Linked DNA regions of Homo sapiens: region 2 is linked to region 1. Evidence: chromatin loops called from intact Hi-C (ENCODE). Cell type or tissue: PC-9. All regions are shown on one strand.

Region 1 (8,000 bases):
GTACAAGACTCCCTTTCTTTTTTTTTTTTTTCCAGACAGGGTCTCACTATGTTAGCCCAGTCTGGAAGGCAGTGGTGCAATCAGGGCTCACTGCAGCCTCAACTTTCCCAGGGTCAGGTGATCCTCCCACCTCAGCCTTCCAAGTAGCTGGGACTACAAGTACGTGCCACCACATGTGGCTAACTTATTTTTTGTAGAGATGGGGTCTCATCACGTTGCCCAGGCTGGTCTTGAACTCCTGGGCTCAAGCAGTCCTCCAACCTCGGCCTCCCAAAGTGCTGGGATTACAGGTGTGAGCCAACATGCCCGGCGAAGATTTCCTTTTGTAATTTGATTTTTCTGGCTAGGGACATCCTGAACAACCATAGCAAGTCAGCCAGAGTGGATTTGTTATGGCTACTGTCTCCAGCCACTGTGGGACTATCTCTGTGAAACATTCTTCAACTGAGGCACCATCCAAAAAGGCAAATAAATGCCGAGGTCACATAAGTGTCATACATCTCTGGGGCGATACACTGCTTAACAGCAAGTGAGATCAAGTTTCAGGTTGGATTTGGGCGAGTGTGTGTGTATGTATAACCTTCCATGCCTCACAATGTCAGTCGTTGTGGGCTGATTATTTACATGCAGTCTCCAGCAGAACAACCTAGGTCCTTAAAGGATGAGTCTGCAGCCAAGCCAGACTTCTGGCAGTTAACAGTCATGACCCACCACTGCCGGTCTTGATGTGGGACATTACTAATGCTCTGTGATTACATGCATCCTTGGCTATGACTCCACATGTGGAAAGCCAAGTGGAAAATGTCGTGGGCTGGTAAAAAAAAAATTGTGGTTTAAAAACAATTTATTATAAAATGGTAAAAAAAACATTCCTACTGGCTAGCTCATCCGGGTGTAGTTAGCTTAGGAGATTGAGGCAAAGTGCCAAGGAGGTCAAAGTCAAAGCTTTAACCCCGGGACCTAGTGGCCTTTCTCACCCCATGCTAGACCCAGACTCTGCGATCAGAGTCTGCAGACCGGATGGCTGCTGTGGTGGGTGATGGGGTGGAGACCGTAGGCACATCTGTGCTATTTCAGCACAAACATTGCCTGGAAGGAGAGATTCCTGCCTGTCTCTTCTGTGCTTTCAGAATTGTTATGTTTCATCCTTAGGGCAGTGTGAGGGCACTGAAGAGATCCTAGTTTATCTTGCAAATATCCCCCTCCCTGCTGTTCTTTCCTAATGCCTATAAAAGCCCTTAGGAGCTTTCCTTACATGAAAATTAAGACTAGTTCACTTGAGTATTTTATTACTTATCTTCTCCCTTAGTTCACTTGAGTATTTTATTACTTATCTTCTCCCTCTATGTTCATTGCAGCCTTTTTAATTCTCCAGTTTTTGTTTCAATGGACAATTTAATGTTTTGCTTTCCTAGTCTCCTGAATCACCTCAAAATTATTGACATTAATGGAGAGAAGACCTCAAGAGCAGTAATTAAATTATGTTGTATTAATGTGCTTTATAGATTGAGAAATCACAAAGGAATAAAGGTTTTCATAGTAGAGTAAGTGCTCTCCTAACTGCCTTGTGGCCTAGTGGACAGGGCTCCATGCTTGCTGTCAGACCCACGGTGGACTGAACCCCCGAGCACGGGCTCCTGCCTAGTGGCCTATATGGGCCTGGCCTGATGCTTACCCAAAGCCAGCTGCTTTGCTCCCAAACTTGCATATATCAGATGTACTTAGTACCTCATTACATAAGTAAATATTCTGTAAACTGGTGAAGAGCGGGTACAAACAAAGATGTCATGTCCATGAAGTCAAGTTAAATGCTTTAGAAATTTAGCTGTTGAATTGGTGTTAATAAGCTGAGATTAGGCAAGGAAAAGTAAAAGCAGAGGGTTGTTCAGCATATTCTTTGAGAGCTCATTCCACCATAAGTAAACAAAAATGGAAACCACAAACGATTCCCCATGGGTGTGTTTTCTTGCTAGAAAGACTGTGATATGATTTGGATGTTTGTCCTCTTCAAATCTCATGTTGAAATGTGCTTTCCAATTTGGAGATGAGGGGGCCCTGGTGGGAGGTGACTGGATTATGGAGGTGGGTCCTTCATGAATGGTTTGGCACCCTCCCCTTGGTGATACGTGAATTCTTGCTCTGAGATCTGGTTGTTTGAGGGTGTGGCAGCTCCCCACTTGCTCTCTTGCTCCCGTTCTTGCCATGTGACATGCTGGCTCCCTGTTGCCCTCTGCCATGATTGTAAGCTCCTTGAGGCCTCTCCAGAAGCGGATGCCAGCACCACACTTCCTGGGGAGCCTGCAAAACCATGAGCCAATCAAAGCTCTTTTCTTTATAAATTACCCAGTCTCAGATATTCCTTTATAACAATGTAAGAAATGACCAGTGCAGACTGGAAGGAGCTCCAGTTAAATGGCCTTGGCCCTATATCAAAAGATAGATGATAAATGTACACTTACAGATTTTATTTTAAATAGAAGCAATTAAGATATGGGCATAGCTCCCCTCTCCCCATATGCTTTGATCAAGTGTTTAAAGTATGTTTCCAACCACTGGTCTTGGCCTGGTCAGAGGGTGTTTTGTTTAAGTGGCCAATTCCTAAACAATAGTGGATTCCAGAATGGGTTGACTTTCTTACAGAGTGTGTGCACTTGAAGATTTCAGCTAGTCTCTCAAAATGTTAGTAAAAGGCCGGCCTCTCACCAAATGCTCCACGCAGAGCCAGTGGTCCCAGAACTTGCTGAGTGGCAAGAGGAGACTTGTCTTCAAGTAAGGGACAGCCTTGAATAGTCAGGAGCGGGGCAAACATTGTGGGGATGATCCAGGAAACCCTGGGAAGCATAAGATCGCTCAGCACCATCCAAAATCTCCCACCACTCCAACTGTGGGTCCTGAGCCTATGCCATGTAATACTAGAAAAGTAAAAGCCTCATTGGTTATGGAAAGGTAGTGTAAGGCCAGGTAAGAAAGGCATCAGGTGGGGGCAGTGAGGGAACACAAATCGTGGTCTGTGATTTCGCCTACAATTAGCAACAAAACAAAACAACACTTCCTCCACTCCACTCCACCCACCTCCAGCTAGCACTTAGTTCTTCCTTGAATTTACTACCACAGCTATTGCTGCATTTCACCACCAGAGGGCAACAGTATTTTTAAAATGAAAGATAACTTGACGCGCCAACAGCTCACAGAATCAAAGAATTTCAGCGCGAGAAGAGGTCTTAAACATCATTTAGTCTAAAGGCTTTCAAAACTTTTTAAAGCTGCAGCCCACAGCAAGAACTGAATTTCTCATTATGACCTAGGTCATACATATATATCTGAAACACATTTGGAGACACTACTTACCCTTGCTTTCGCAATACACTCTAATCGTTTGTAGTCTATACTATTTCGTTTAAAAAAAAAAAAAACCGGATCCCACACTAAATTGGCTTTATAACCCTAGTGAGCCCTTAGTTTGAAAAACCCTGACTTCATCTCAGCCTCTCATCTTACAAAGGAATGCAGTGACCCCTAGAATTGGGAGGGATACCCATGAACTACACTTCTCTTCCTTACCTGGCTACCTGCTCGCCCCTCAGGGTCAGTTCTGGATGGATGATAGACATTGTGCAGCAGCTGAGCACTCAGTCCAACAATGCACTGGTTGGGTAGAGTGCAAACCTGAGTTTGGAGGGATCAATCGTGGTTTCTTTTTCTTTCTTTTTTTTTTTTTTTTTTGGTTTTTGAGACAGATTCTCGCTCTGTCACCCAGGCTGGAGTGCAGTGGCATGATCTTTGCTCACTGCAACCTCTGCCTCCCGGGTTCAAGTGATTCTCATGCCTCAGCCTCCTGTGTAGCTGGGATTATAGACACGCACCACCATGCCTGGCTAATTTTTGTACTTTTAGTAGAGATGGGGTTTCACCATGTTGGCCAGGCTGGTCTTGAACTCCTGACCTCAAGTGATCTGCTTGCCTCAACCTCCCAAAGTGCTGGGATTACAGGCGAGAGCCACTGCGCCTGGCCCATGTTTTACTTCTCCCCAGTGCTATGACTGCTCTTATAATGGAGGCAGGAATTTCTTATGACTACACTGAAAGCTCCATGTAGGTGTGTCTACACTCTTCACTCAGGCAGTGGAGTGCTTCAAAACTGAGGGAATCTCAAAGAGGCCTTCCCTAATGACCCTATGCTAAATATGAATTAGGCCACACTTCTAGCCCAGTTCCTGGCACAGAGTAAGCATTCAATACATAGCTAATGGATGAACAGACTACCCCTGAACTCACATTTTTATACTTTCTAATTGGCACTCATATCTTATATGACTCCTTAGACCACCTGACATTGTTGGCAGAACATGAATTATTTCCATTCCAAACAGGGAAATAGCCAGAAAAGACTTAAATAACCTTTCCCAAAGCCATTGGACTAAATGATGTTTAAGACCTCTTTAAGATTTATGTAACTTATATAAAATTCCCAGCCCCTGCATCCTCACTGGAGCAATGCAGGGGCTGGGAATTTTTACTTTATTCACTCGGGTTTTGAGAGCTAGTTTGATTATTTTATGAAGGATGTCAAATATCTTATTTTATTTTCAAGGGGGTGACTAAGTGCATGATAATGCAAGTTATTTTATTATTCCTTTATTTATTTATTTATTTATTTGAGACGGAGTCTCGCTCTGTTGCCCAGGCTGGAGTGCAGTGGCACCATCTTGGCTCACTGCAACCTCTGCCTCCCGGGTTCAAGCAATTCTCTATCTCAGCCTCCCGAGTAGCTGGGATTACAGGTGCCTGCCACCATGCCCGGCTAATTTCTTTTTGTATTTTTAGTAGAGAAGGGGTTTCACTATCTTGGCCAGGCTGGTCTTGAACTCCTGACCTTGTAATCTGCCCACCTCGGCCTCCCAAAGTGCTGAGATTACAGGCGTGAGCCACCGCGCCCAGCCTATTATTCCTTTTTAAAATGGTTTGGAAGGGGAAAAAAAATCTCTGGGATTGAAAACTGGTGTACCTTAGAAATCTGAGTGAGCTTGGTTTTCTGCAGGGAATCCTGCCCCTGGTAACCAGGGAGCAAATCCTTAGACGCCCCTTCTTTAGGCTCTGGGCATTGGCTACTACTCTTCTACCTTGATAGAAAGTTCTCAAGGTCCGTTATCTCACTGCTCTGTTGGACTAGGAAAACTGAACTTTTTTGTATCTCAGACAGCAAGGATTGTTAAGACAGGTGACAAGATGGCCCGGCACGGTGGCTCATGCCTGTAATCCCAGCACTTTGGGAGACCCAGGCGGCCAGATCACGAGGTCAGGAGTTCGAGAACAGCCTGCCCAACATGGTGAAACCCTGTCTCTACTAGAAATAGAAAACTTAGCCAGGCGTGGTGGCACGTGCCTGTAATCCCAGCTACTCAGGAGGCTGAGGCAGGAGAATCGCTTGAACCTGGTAGGCGGAGGTTGCAGTAAGCCGAGATCGCAGCGCTGCACTCCAGCCTGGGCAACAGAGCAAGACTCTGTCTCAAAAAAAAAAAAAAAAAAACAAAGACAGGTGACAAGAATAGGTTGCTCCTTCCTTCCTTCCTTCCTTCCTTCCTTCCTTCCTTCCTTCCTTCCTTCCTCTCTCTCTTTCTCTCTCTTTTTTTTCCCCATAGGGTCTCACTCTGTTGCCTAGGCTGGAGGGCAGTGGCACATTCTCTGCTCACTGCAACCTCCAGGTCCTGGGGTCCTGGGCTCAAGCAATCCTCCCATCTCAGCCTCCTGAGTAGCTGGGACCACAGGCCCACGCCACCACATCGGCTAATTTTTTTTTAATTTTTAATTTTTTTTATTTTTGGCAGAGATGGTACTTTGCCATGTTACCCAGACTGGTCTACAACTCCTGAGCTCAAGCGATTTGCCCACCTCGGCCTCCCAAAGTGCTGAGATTACAGGCGTGAGCCACCATGCCCCAGCAGGTTGCCTTTTTCTTTATTATTTTATTTTATTTTATTTATTTTATTTTGAGAGGGAGTTTTGCTCTTGTTACCCAGGCTGGAGTGCAGTGGCGCAATCTCGGCTCACCGCAACCTCCGCCTCCCAAGTTCAAGCGATTCTCCTGCCTCAGCCTCCCAAGTAGCTGGGATTACAGGCATGCGCCACCACACCCAGCTAATTTTGTATTTTTAGTAGAGACAGGGTTTCTCCATGTTGGTCAGGCTGGTCTCGAACTCCCGACCTCAGGTGATCCACCTGTCTCGGCCTCCCAAAGTGCTGGGATTACAGGCGTGAGCCACCGTGCCTGGCCAGGTTGCCTTTTTCTAGGAACAATTTGATTTAATCATTCAATAAATACAGCCGTGCCGGGTACAGGAATAAGTTTTGAAGAACCGAGGCTGAGCTTCTTGAAGGACTTTCCAATGGTGTTTGCTTCCAGGCGTTTGGCACTGTTAAATGAAAATCCTGCTGCTACACTTTAAAACTCGACCTATTTATTAAATACATGCGATACTCAATTCCAGATTCTTTGAGGCCGTGTGTCTGCAGGCTTTGTGGAATATCTGGAGGTTGTAGAAGGAGCAACTTTGCTTTTGGGACAGACTTAGTGTAGTTCTGTAACTTTTGTAATCTATAGGATGAAGAACGCAAAGTAGCTTCACACATACGAGACAATTCCTACAGTCAATGCCTTGAAATCAGCAACCAAACAACGGGTTGCAAAGTTCTCATTCATTCGGTTCATATAGAACACTGGGCTCGGATTCACTCACTTCTAATTAGATCAAATCAGACGCCAGCATTAGCAGGTTTCTGCCCAGGCCTACGTGTAAATTCCAACCACATTACCCCGAAGCCCTAGCGTGGTGGACTGCAATTAACAAGAGACAGTCGTCCGCGGTATGGTATGGCTACTGGCTTAGATTTTGGAAATCCCGCCCAAAACTTTGGCTGCAGCCACTAGTAGGGCGCAGGCACAGTAAGCACCCCCATAGCAACCAACTCTGGGTACCTCCGGACAAAATTAAATGTTGCCCTTTCAGCCTGTTCCTCAATTTCCCAAAGCATCTCTTTCCCAGGTGTGGGAGCAGTCAAGAGCGCTGCCCTGTGAAAAACCTATGACCTCATAAATGCTGGAAGGAACGAGCCAGATTTCTGCAGACGCTGTGCACCGAAGGGGCCCCTTCCACGCCCTGGGATACTTCAGGGGCGCCAGGCCCAGCTGGGATCTCCCCGGGCGTCGTGCGCACTGCACCTTCCCTGGCGGACCATCCGTTGGGCCGGCAGGCGCGCGTACCCAGGTGTCACCTCCCAGCGCCGTGCGCGGACAGGCAGGCGCGTGCCCCGGCGCGTCGCTCCGCACTCACCCACGCGCGGCCCTCCTGCACCTCGGCCAGCACTCGTAGCGCGCTGGGCGAGCCGGACCGGAAGTTGAAGAAGTGAAGCGCCGCGCGCGCCGCCTGCTGCAGGAGCCTGCGCGGGACCCCAGCATCCTGAGGCTGCCCAGGGTCGTCGGGGTCCCCGGACCCCGCGGGCGCCGCCACCGGGGCGAGCAACAGCAGCAGCGCGAGCAGCGGGGCGGTGGGGCGCGGGCCCCTGGGCCCGGACCAGGGAGCAGGCAGCCGTTGCCGGCGGGGCTGCATGGACGCAGGAAAGTTGGCTCGGCACCCGACAGACACGGGCTCGGAGCGGGCAGTGCCGGCGCTCGCGGAAATAAGGCCGTGGTGGGCCCCTCCCCTCCGCCCCCAGGGCGAAGGTCTGTAGCGAGCCCGGGTCCCCATGGGGCCACTCCTTTTCCACGTTTCCCGCAGCCCCTGGGTTCTCTCTGCCCCTCCCCGCTGCCCGGGCTTAGTGCTAGGATGCGGCATCGCCTCCGCAGCGCAGGGCCGGGTGCTTCTGGCCCAGGCCGCGGCGGGAGAGGGTCGGGGTTGGGGGGACAATGGGGACGCCTCCCCGAGGAATCGCGGCCCGCCCGTGCTACCTCGTACCGCGTCCCTAGCCCAGCTCAGGGACTTGGCGTTTCCCCTGCGGTTTCGCAA
Region 2 (8,000 bases), 160 kb before region 1:
TTCAGAAACCTACCTTTCCAATGATATGACATCATCTAAAACAATGTAGTGCAATCTAATATTGAAATATGTGAACTGCCCTAAACTAGTACATTGAACAATGTCTAACACATGCCAAGTTTCTCTCAAAATTTGTCCCATAGCCCCTTGTGAGTTTGCTATGGCATCTCATTCTCAGAGGACCTCTGTGCACTGTTTAAGACAAAGGGATTAGGACAACGAAACCCTAGACACATTGAGCTTAATTGTGGTAAAGGTGTTTGTAATGGCCTAATATTCACGGCTCTGGAAAGCTATAATTAAGTTAAAAGTTCAGCACTCAAGAGCCTGTTTATTTTCTTTTGGGCACTTGAGATAATGTCTTCAGAAACATTATGAAAATTCTGAGGTGCTGTAACAGTATTTGTAAAATTAGCTGGGGAAAGAGTTGTCCACTAGGATGTAAGTTCCGAAAGGCCAGGGAGTTTTGTAACCTCAGTGTCTAGAATAATGTCTGGGATATTACTAGTCCTTAATAAGTATTTGATAAATTAATGAAAGAAACACGAAATCACTTACATATTGAAGTCTTGGTGTTTTTAATAGAGTTGCAGAGTTGGCTTGGGTTTCATCCTTTTCTCTGTTTTTCCTTAGTCAGTGTCCTTCCAAATGAAACCTAAGCAACAGTGTAGTTACAGATTATAGATGTAAAAGTGTTTACTGCAAATATTTGCTCCATAAATAGTTAATTTTTAAAATAGGGAGGCAAAGTACGGATGGTGGTGAGGATACAGGCTTTGGGGTAAGACAAATCTGGGTTTGAATTGAGTGACATCAAATTTCAATCATCAAAATTTAATCAAATTATCAACTTTCAAATCAATTATCAAAATTCAATTATCAAATTTATCTGGGTCCCAGCTTTTTTTAATGCAATTTAGGGATAAACATAATATTAGACATGGTTGCTGTAAAGGTTAAACGAGAAAACATATGTGAAGCACTTAGTGCAATCCTTGGAATATATGAAGTGTAAATGAGAGCTATTACCCTATTAGGCAATTTTCAGTTTACTTGGCTCATCTCATTCCTCACTCAGAAGGTGAGTTTTAAGGCATATGAGTAGGACTGTACATTATATACACCAGGCAAATGCTACTTTAGCACTGCCCTGGAATGCTTTTCCACTAGACATCCACTTCCTTCCTGTGGGTCTTTGCTCAAATTCCCCTTAGTGAGGCGTACACAAAACTTGCTATTTATAATTGCACCTCTCCATACTCCTTACCCTGATCAGCTTTTCTCCCTAACACTTATCACCTTACAATATACTATTTTCTATTTTGTTTATTTTGAGTCTGTCCTTACAAGAACATAAACTCCGGGAAGGCAGAGATTTTTGTCCGTTTTGTTCAATGATGCCTAAGGTCGTAGATCAGTCCCCAACACTGGGTAGTCACTCAATAAATATTTGTAGAATTGAATTTATGTGATGTGAATATATTCCCACTGAATTTTGTACTTTTTAGTTTGGGTCCATTTAGCTTGTCAGCATGATTTTGAAAAATGATTACCCGCTTTCATCCTGCATCTTTAAGTATGACTCATCACTCACATACCATATAACCAGCACTCACAGAGGAAAGCTCCAGGTACCCAGCTCAGTTCAATTACTAGCTGTGTGAACCTTGGCAATTTATTCAGCTTCTCTGTGTCTTGAATGCATCATCTATACATGGGGATAAAAGCCATCTCTACTCCATAAAACTGCTAATGAGGATTCAATGAGGTAATGCATATGGAGTGCCTACAACAGTGCCTGGCACACATTCAATAAATATTAGCTATTATGATTATATTTACAGCCAAGTCCAGGACCCTCTCCTCTCAGTCCTGTTCTGCATCTCTATTCCTCCCATGCTGGAGTATTCATTCTCTCCTGACCCACGCTTTCTTTCATTTCCACCTCTTACCCATCAGTTCTGAAAATGATGTCAAGGTCTCTTCAGTGCCAACTCTGCTCTGCCCTCCTTTTTTTTTTTTTTTGCATTTGTCATTAGATCCAAACTGCTTTCACAAGGTTCAGCTAATTCCCTGACTAACCTGTGCCTGGACTAAAGCTTTTATAACAATGTGATTCTAAAAAAGTTCCCACAGAAACTAGAGGGTAACATTACAAATTTACTTGGCCTTAATCCAGAACTATTTTAACACCATCTTTTATCACATAACTTACTCCATTTCAAGTTTTTTTTTAAGTGTGGCCTCCTTCACATCTTGTGCTTATACTATTTTAAAGAGAAAAACAATTTAAGGTCTTATAAAACAATTTTGTTTGCCTTGAAATTTATTTAGAAATTTTCGAAATTTTGTGTATATGTTCTCTGAGCTTTATTCTGAGTCCAGAGGAAAAGAAAATATCCTCTTTCCTGGATGGGCTGTGCCATCTCATCTTGGGCTGTGAAGTCTGCCCTACCCCATGCCACCAGTCTCAGGGGAAGGAAGCTGCCAGAGAACTTGGCTAAAAAAGGGGGATGGGGAGTAAAAGATCCAAACGATTAAATTTCCAGCTCTCAAAATAACCCCTGACTACTCCTGTCACCTCCAAATCAGGGCTTGCACACTTCTTCATGCTGGCAAAGTGCCACCCCTCTGGCCTGATCCCAGGGGGCCCTGATGAGCTATGGACGCCCCTTTATCTCTGCAAGACAGCCACGTAGAGAAGCTGGGGAGCTCACTGAATTAAGGGTGGACATGCAAGATGTATTTTCTCTTTTCTTATACTCTTACCATTCTTCTCCTTAATCTCTCTTCTGTCTTCCCCTCCATCTGTCTCCAGGCTCCTGAAAGGCCCCGTGATAGTGTTTTCTAAAACTTAGTAATTTGAGTACCACTATCACGATGTTCCTCTCCCCTGCTCTGCCTACCCCTCCGCCCCACCATATCCAAATTCCACCTGTTCTATTTGATAGCTTACTTTTTCACTTAAAAATGCAAAATCTAGCTCTTGATGTATATCACTGATTTAAATTTAAAATCAGTTTCCTTGCCATAAATAGAAAGCTCCCTGATAAATGTAATGCAAATAAAAACATATAGTAGTGGAATTTTAGTTGGATATGGCTGCTTGCTGCAGGCCTGTGCCTGAAACCTGCTGTTAGGTTAAGAAATGCTGGAGAAGTGTTAAAAACATATCAGCATCGCAGTGAGACTTGATCTTTGAAAGAGAGACACAGAAGGACAACCGAAAAGAGAGCAGCTTTCTCAAGAGGTAAATAAGTTTGTTGAAATCTGATAGGCTTCATCCCATTTCCTTCAACAACTGAGTACACTATTTGCTAACTGTACTAAAAAACGTTTTGCACATTTTTTCTTATTATTTGCTCACAGCTTTTGACTACCAGAGAATGTTTCGGATACAGGACTAATTCCTGTGGATGACAGAATGCGACCGTTGAATGGGACATTGGGTGTCATCTGGTCCAAATCTTGACCCCTTTTCATTTTCCCCGAAAGAAAGACTTGCGGCTCGGAACCGAGGGCGGCATGCCCAAGGTCACAGAAAGGGTGGTCTAATGTTTTGGTTCCTGCAGCCCAGAGAACAAGCTATCCCATCCCACAGGAGCCTTGGCGAAAAGCTCCCCGGCCGGCGCAAGGCCAGACTTCTCGCCTCCACTGTGTTGATTGCGGTTGCCAGGGCAGCGGCGCATTGCTCCCCGCCTCGTCCTGGTGACGTCACAGAGCAATGTCCAATGGGAAAGCAGCTCGGTGTCACGCACCTCCTATCCCGGCGGGCACCGCCTGCGCCGCGGCGAGTGAGGCGTCGTCCGTACTGGAGGCTAGCTCTTGTCGCGGCCGCGGCGAGTTAACATCGTTTTTCCAATCTGTCCGCGGCTGCCGCCACCCAAGACAGAGCCAGAATGTTCAGGATGCTGAACAGCAGTTTTGAGGATGACCCCTTCTTCTCGTGAGTTACGGGAGCCAGGAGTCCGGGGTCGCGCGGGAATTAAGGTATCGAGGGGAGCTATTTTAAGGGAAAAGAGCGAGTTTTAGAGGGCGAGAGAGAATTCGGAGTAACTCTGGAGGCGGTTTGAAGGAGACGAGGATTTGGAGGCCTGGGAGGGAAGAGAGAGGAGGATTTAGGGGTGTGTGAGACAGGGAAGAGACGGATTTGGGCGCATGAGGTGGAGAGAGGAGGGTTTGGACGCGTGAGGTAGGCGGAGGGAAGTTTGGGGGCGTGAGGTGTGGGGAGGAGAGTTAAGGCTGGGAGTGGGGGGAGAAGAGTTGAGGCCGGGAGGTGGGGGGAGGAGAATTGAGGGCATGAGGTGGGGAGAAGAGGTTGAGGGCGTGAGGTGAGGGAAGGGTTTGGGAGCATGAGGTGGGAGGGAGGAGGGTTGAGGGCGTGAGGTGAGGGGAAGGGTTGAGGGTGTGAGGTGAGGGGAAGGGTTGAGGGCGTGAGGTGAGGGGAAGGGTTGAGGGCGTGAGGTGAGGGGAAGGGTTGAGGGCGTGAGGTGGGGGAAGGGTTTGAAAGCGTGAGGTGGGGGGAGGAGGGTTGAGGCTGTGAGGTGGGGGGAGGGTTTGGGAGCGTGGGGTGGGAGGAGGAGGGTTTGGGGGAGTAAGGTGGAGGGGGGAGGGTTGAGGGTGTGAGATGGACGAAGGAGGATTTGGGGGTGTGAGGCGTTTGGAGGAGGGTTGAGGGCGTGAGGTGGGGGGAGGGTTTGGGAGCATGAGGTGTGGGGGAGAGTTGAAGGTGTGAGGTGTAGGAGGAGGGTTGAGGACGTGAGGTGGGAGGAGGATTTGGGAGCATGAGGTGTGGGGGAGGGTTGAGGGTGTGAGGTGAGGGGAAGGAGGGTTTTGGACCGCGAGGTGGGGGGAGGAGGGTTGAGGGCGTGAGGTGGGGGGACGGTTTGGGAGCATGAGGTGCAGGGGAGAGTTAAGAGCTTGAAGTGCAGGGACGAGGGTTGAGGGCGTGAGTTGGTGGGGAGGGTTTGGGAGTATGAAGTGCAGGGGAGGATTGAGGGCATGAGTTGGTGGGGATGGTTTGGGAGCGTGAGGTGGCGGTAAGAGGGTTGAGGGTGTGAGGTGGATGGAGGAGGATTTAGGGGCTGAGGAGGATTTGGGGGCATGAGGTGTGGGAGGAGGGTTGGGGAGAAGGGTTGAGGGCGTGAGTTGGTGGGAAGGGCTTGAGAGCATGATGTGGGAGGAGGGTTGAGGGCGTGAGGTAGGGGGAAGAGGTTTGAGGGTGAGAGGTAGTGGGACGAGGGAGGGTTGGGGCGTGAGGTGGAGGGAGGAGGGTTTGGGGGCATGAGGTGTGGGGAAGAGGGTTTAGGGGCATGAGGTGTGGGGGTAGGAGGGTTGAGGGTGTGAGGTGGACAGAGGAGAGTTGATGGCGTGCAGTGGGGGGAGGAGGGTTTGGGGGCGTGAGGTCGCAGGAGGATGGTTGAGGACGTGAGGTAGAGAGTTGAGGGCCCCAGGTAGGGGGAGGAGGATTTGGCTGCATGAGATGGAAAGAAGGCCCTTCCTCACACTCCCGGGGTGCCTGCTGCTTTCCATTTGGCCGGACTTTGGGTGCCCGTCATGGCTTCCTGTGTGCAGAGTTGGCCTTTGCAGCTTCAAGGGCTTTGCAGGTGACATAACTACCATCTCGGTGAAACTTATGGTGAGAATTATGTTCACATAATTGCAAATGGGAGCAGGGAATATTTTATAGCTCCTCTTTAAATTCCAAATAGGAACAGGTAATATTTTATAGCATGACAGTTCATTGAAAAGGGGAAGTTTTTAAAACAGCATTTTCCATGTGAGTGGGGAATGTGTCAATGAGAGCACGACAAAGTTGGAGAGTTGTGCTTTCTCTTCGAAGTTGTTGGAAGTTGCCATGCCAATTGCGCTGTTTTCTTTGCTCGCTTTGTTACAGAGCTAACCTTGTTTGTGAAGGGACTCCGCTTTCTGTCAAAACTAGAAATAGGACAGGGAAGCTGATGGGGCGGGGCGGGGGGAGGGGGGCGGGAGGAGGGCGGCGGGGGGGGGGGGGTGTGTATTTAACACCTCAGGTAAGCAAGTGCCATTCGTTGCCTTTGAAGGTTCCCAGTGAAGTAATGTGATGCCCTAGAAAGAAGGCATCCAGAAATTGGTTTCACTATTATTTATTTTTGAGTTGTGGGATTTTTTTTCCTTAATTCTAACTTTGGCCATTGTTACAAACACATTGACATAGTCTAGTTGTATCCCTAAGAGGGGAAATTTGTAATACTTTTTAGCCTAAGTGTTTTTTGCCAGTTTGAATTTTGATTTCAAGTCTAGTTTATTTTGATCCCTTAAATTTTCTAGGTTTGCAATTTGGAGAGCATTTTTTAAAAAGGTCTTAAAATAAGAGTTTATTGCACATATTTTTCAAACAATATCTGTGGGGGGTGTGTTGTGCGTCTGTGTTTGTTTGTTTGAGACAGGGTCTCACTGTGTTGCCCAGGCTAGAGTGCAGTGGGTTGCTCTCGGCTCACTGCAGCCTCTGCCTCCCAGGCTCAAGCGATCCTCCTGCCTCAGCTTCACAAGTAGCTGGGTCCACAGGAGGGAGCCACCACACCCTGCTAATTTTTTTTGTAGAGAGGAGGTTTCGCCGTGTTACCCAGACTGGTCTCAAACTCTTGAGCTTAAGTGATCTGCCTCCCTCGGCCTCCCAAAATGCTGGGATTACAGGCATGCGCCACTGCACCTAGCCAATGTTGTTGTTTAAATAAATGATTGACTTAAATATGTTAGTACTAATTTAAAGCAAAATAACATTAATAAAAAGATAATGAACAGTGGGAAATGAAATGGTTAATATAGAAAAATAAAATGATTAAAATTTTTTTCTGAAGATTATTTATTAAGGCATACATGAACTCAGGCAAATTTATTATGCCATTTTAGTTAACGTGTTTAGGAGCTGTTGGGATATGGACAGTGTTATTTTAACAGGTTTAAATTTTTGTATTATTGTGATTCTCTCTTTTGAAAGCCAGAGGCGAGGCTTGGTGGCTCACGCTTGTAATTCCAGCACTTTGGGAGGCCGAGGTGGGTGGATCACCAGAGGTCAGGAGTTGGAGACCAGCCTGACCAACATGGTGAAACCCCATCTGTACTAAAAAAAAAAAAAAAAAAAAAATACAAAATTAGCCAGGCATGGTGACACACACCTATACTCCCAACTACTTGGGAGGCTGAGACAGGAGAATCACTTGAACCCAGGAGGTGGAGGTTGCAGTGAGCCGAGATTGCGCCATTGCACTCCAACCTGGGCAACAAGAGTGAAACACTGTCTCAAAAAAAAAAAAAAAAAAGAATATTTAGCCAGAGAATATTATTTTGTAAAATCCATAATTTTATTATTTTGTATTACATAAGCTCTGGCTTTCAAGAGAATCACAGTACTACAAATCCATAGATTATTGAGGTGTTGAAGTCATTCATATGTAAATATGACATCATACAATTGGTAACAGCTAAGAAGATTATGATAGACAATTTTCGAGTTGTATTATATCCTTGATTATACCAAAAGTTGTTTTATATCCTTCATTGTTAAGGATTCCATCCTTAACTGTGAATGTGTAATGAGTATAATATGTTCTTTAAAATGTCTAGCAGAAGTGTAATTTAAACTCTTGAGTGATTCTGAGCAGAGGCAATGAATTCAAGAGTCAGGGTCAGAAATAGTAACAGACTACAAATAGTAAGCATACAGAAGAACTCTTCCTCTGTGCTTAGGGTGAAAAGGACCATCAGTTACTCTTTCAGTTATCACTATCTATAGCCTTTTTCAAATGCAAGGAGCCATATCATAAAAATTGAAGGTAAAATTGTTGCAGTTAACTTTTTTTAAGCCTAATCTCCTTTATTCATCACAAAGCTTTTGCATAGACCTTTTAAATATACAAAATAGTGGCCAGAACTCTGCTTACAGACTACCATCTTTCATTACCACCATATTACAGTTAATTTTATAAAATTGATTCACACTTAACAATTTCTTTTCTCCA

The links. Hi-C counts contacts between places; a loop is a spot of excess contacts. Peaks named below come from ENCODE experiments on the same cell type or tissue, not always from the same donor. Only the 100,000 strongest peaks of a DNase experiment are listed, where the experiment ranks them.
Region 2: a loop joins it to region 1, with 4 times the contacts of the local background. A loop is called at or near these places in 3 of 110 quality-filtered maps.

What each region holds. Positions count from the first base shown.
Region 1 is chr3:158,724,812-158,732,811 of GRCh38, forward strand. RARRES1 (retinoic acid receptor responder 1) reads right to left here and starts at 7,646. Exons shown (of 6, transcript NM_206963.2): 1 at 7,329-7,646. The coding sequence starts at 7,604. LOC100287290 (a long non-coding RNA gene) reads left to right here and starts at 7,550. Exons shown (of 5, transcript NR_171782.1): 1 at 7,550-7,717. RefSeq lists silencers at 4,557-4,735, 7,461-7,520 and an enhancer at 7,598-8,000. In PC-9, CTCF peaks have their summits at 3,137 (motif pointing right) and 3,349; DNase peaks (open chromatin) are centred at 730, 3,140, 6,780 and 7,720; H3K4me3 peaks cover 3,897 bases; H3K27ac peaks cover 7,000 bases.
Region 2 is chr3:158,567,402-158,575,401 of GRCh38, forward strand. MLF1 (myeloid leukemia factor 1) reads left to right here and starts at 3,793. Exons shown (of 8, transcript NM_001369783.1): 1 at 3,793-3,946. The coding sequence starts at 3,900. It overlaps MLF1-DT (MLF1 divergent transcript), which reads right to left and starts at 3,665. Exons shown (of 5, transcript NR_104147.1): 1 at 2,770-3,665; 2 at 559-655. In PC-9, no CTCF peak of the experiment used is centred here; a DNase peak (open chromatin) is centred at 3,720; H3K4me3 peaks cover 1,477 bases; H3K27ac peaks cover 495 bases.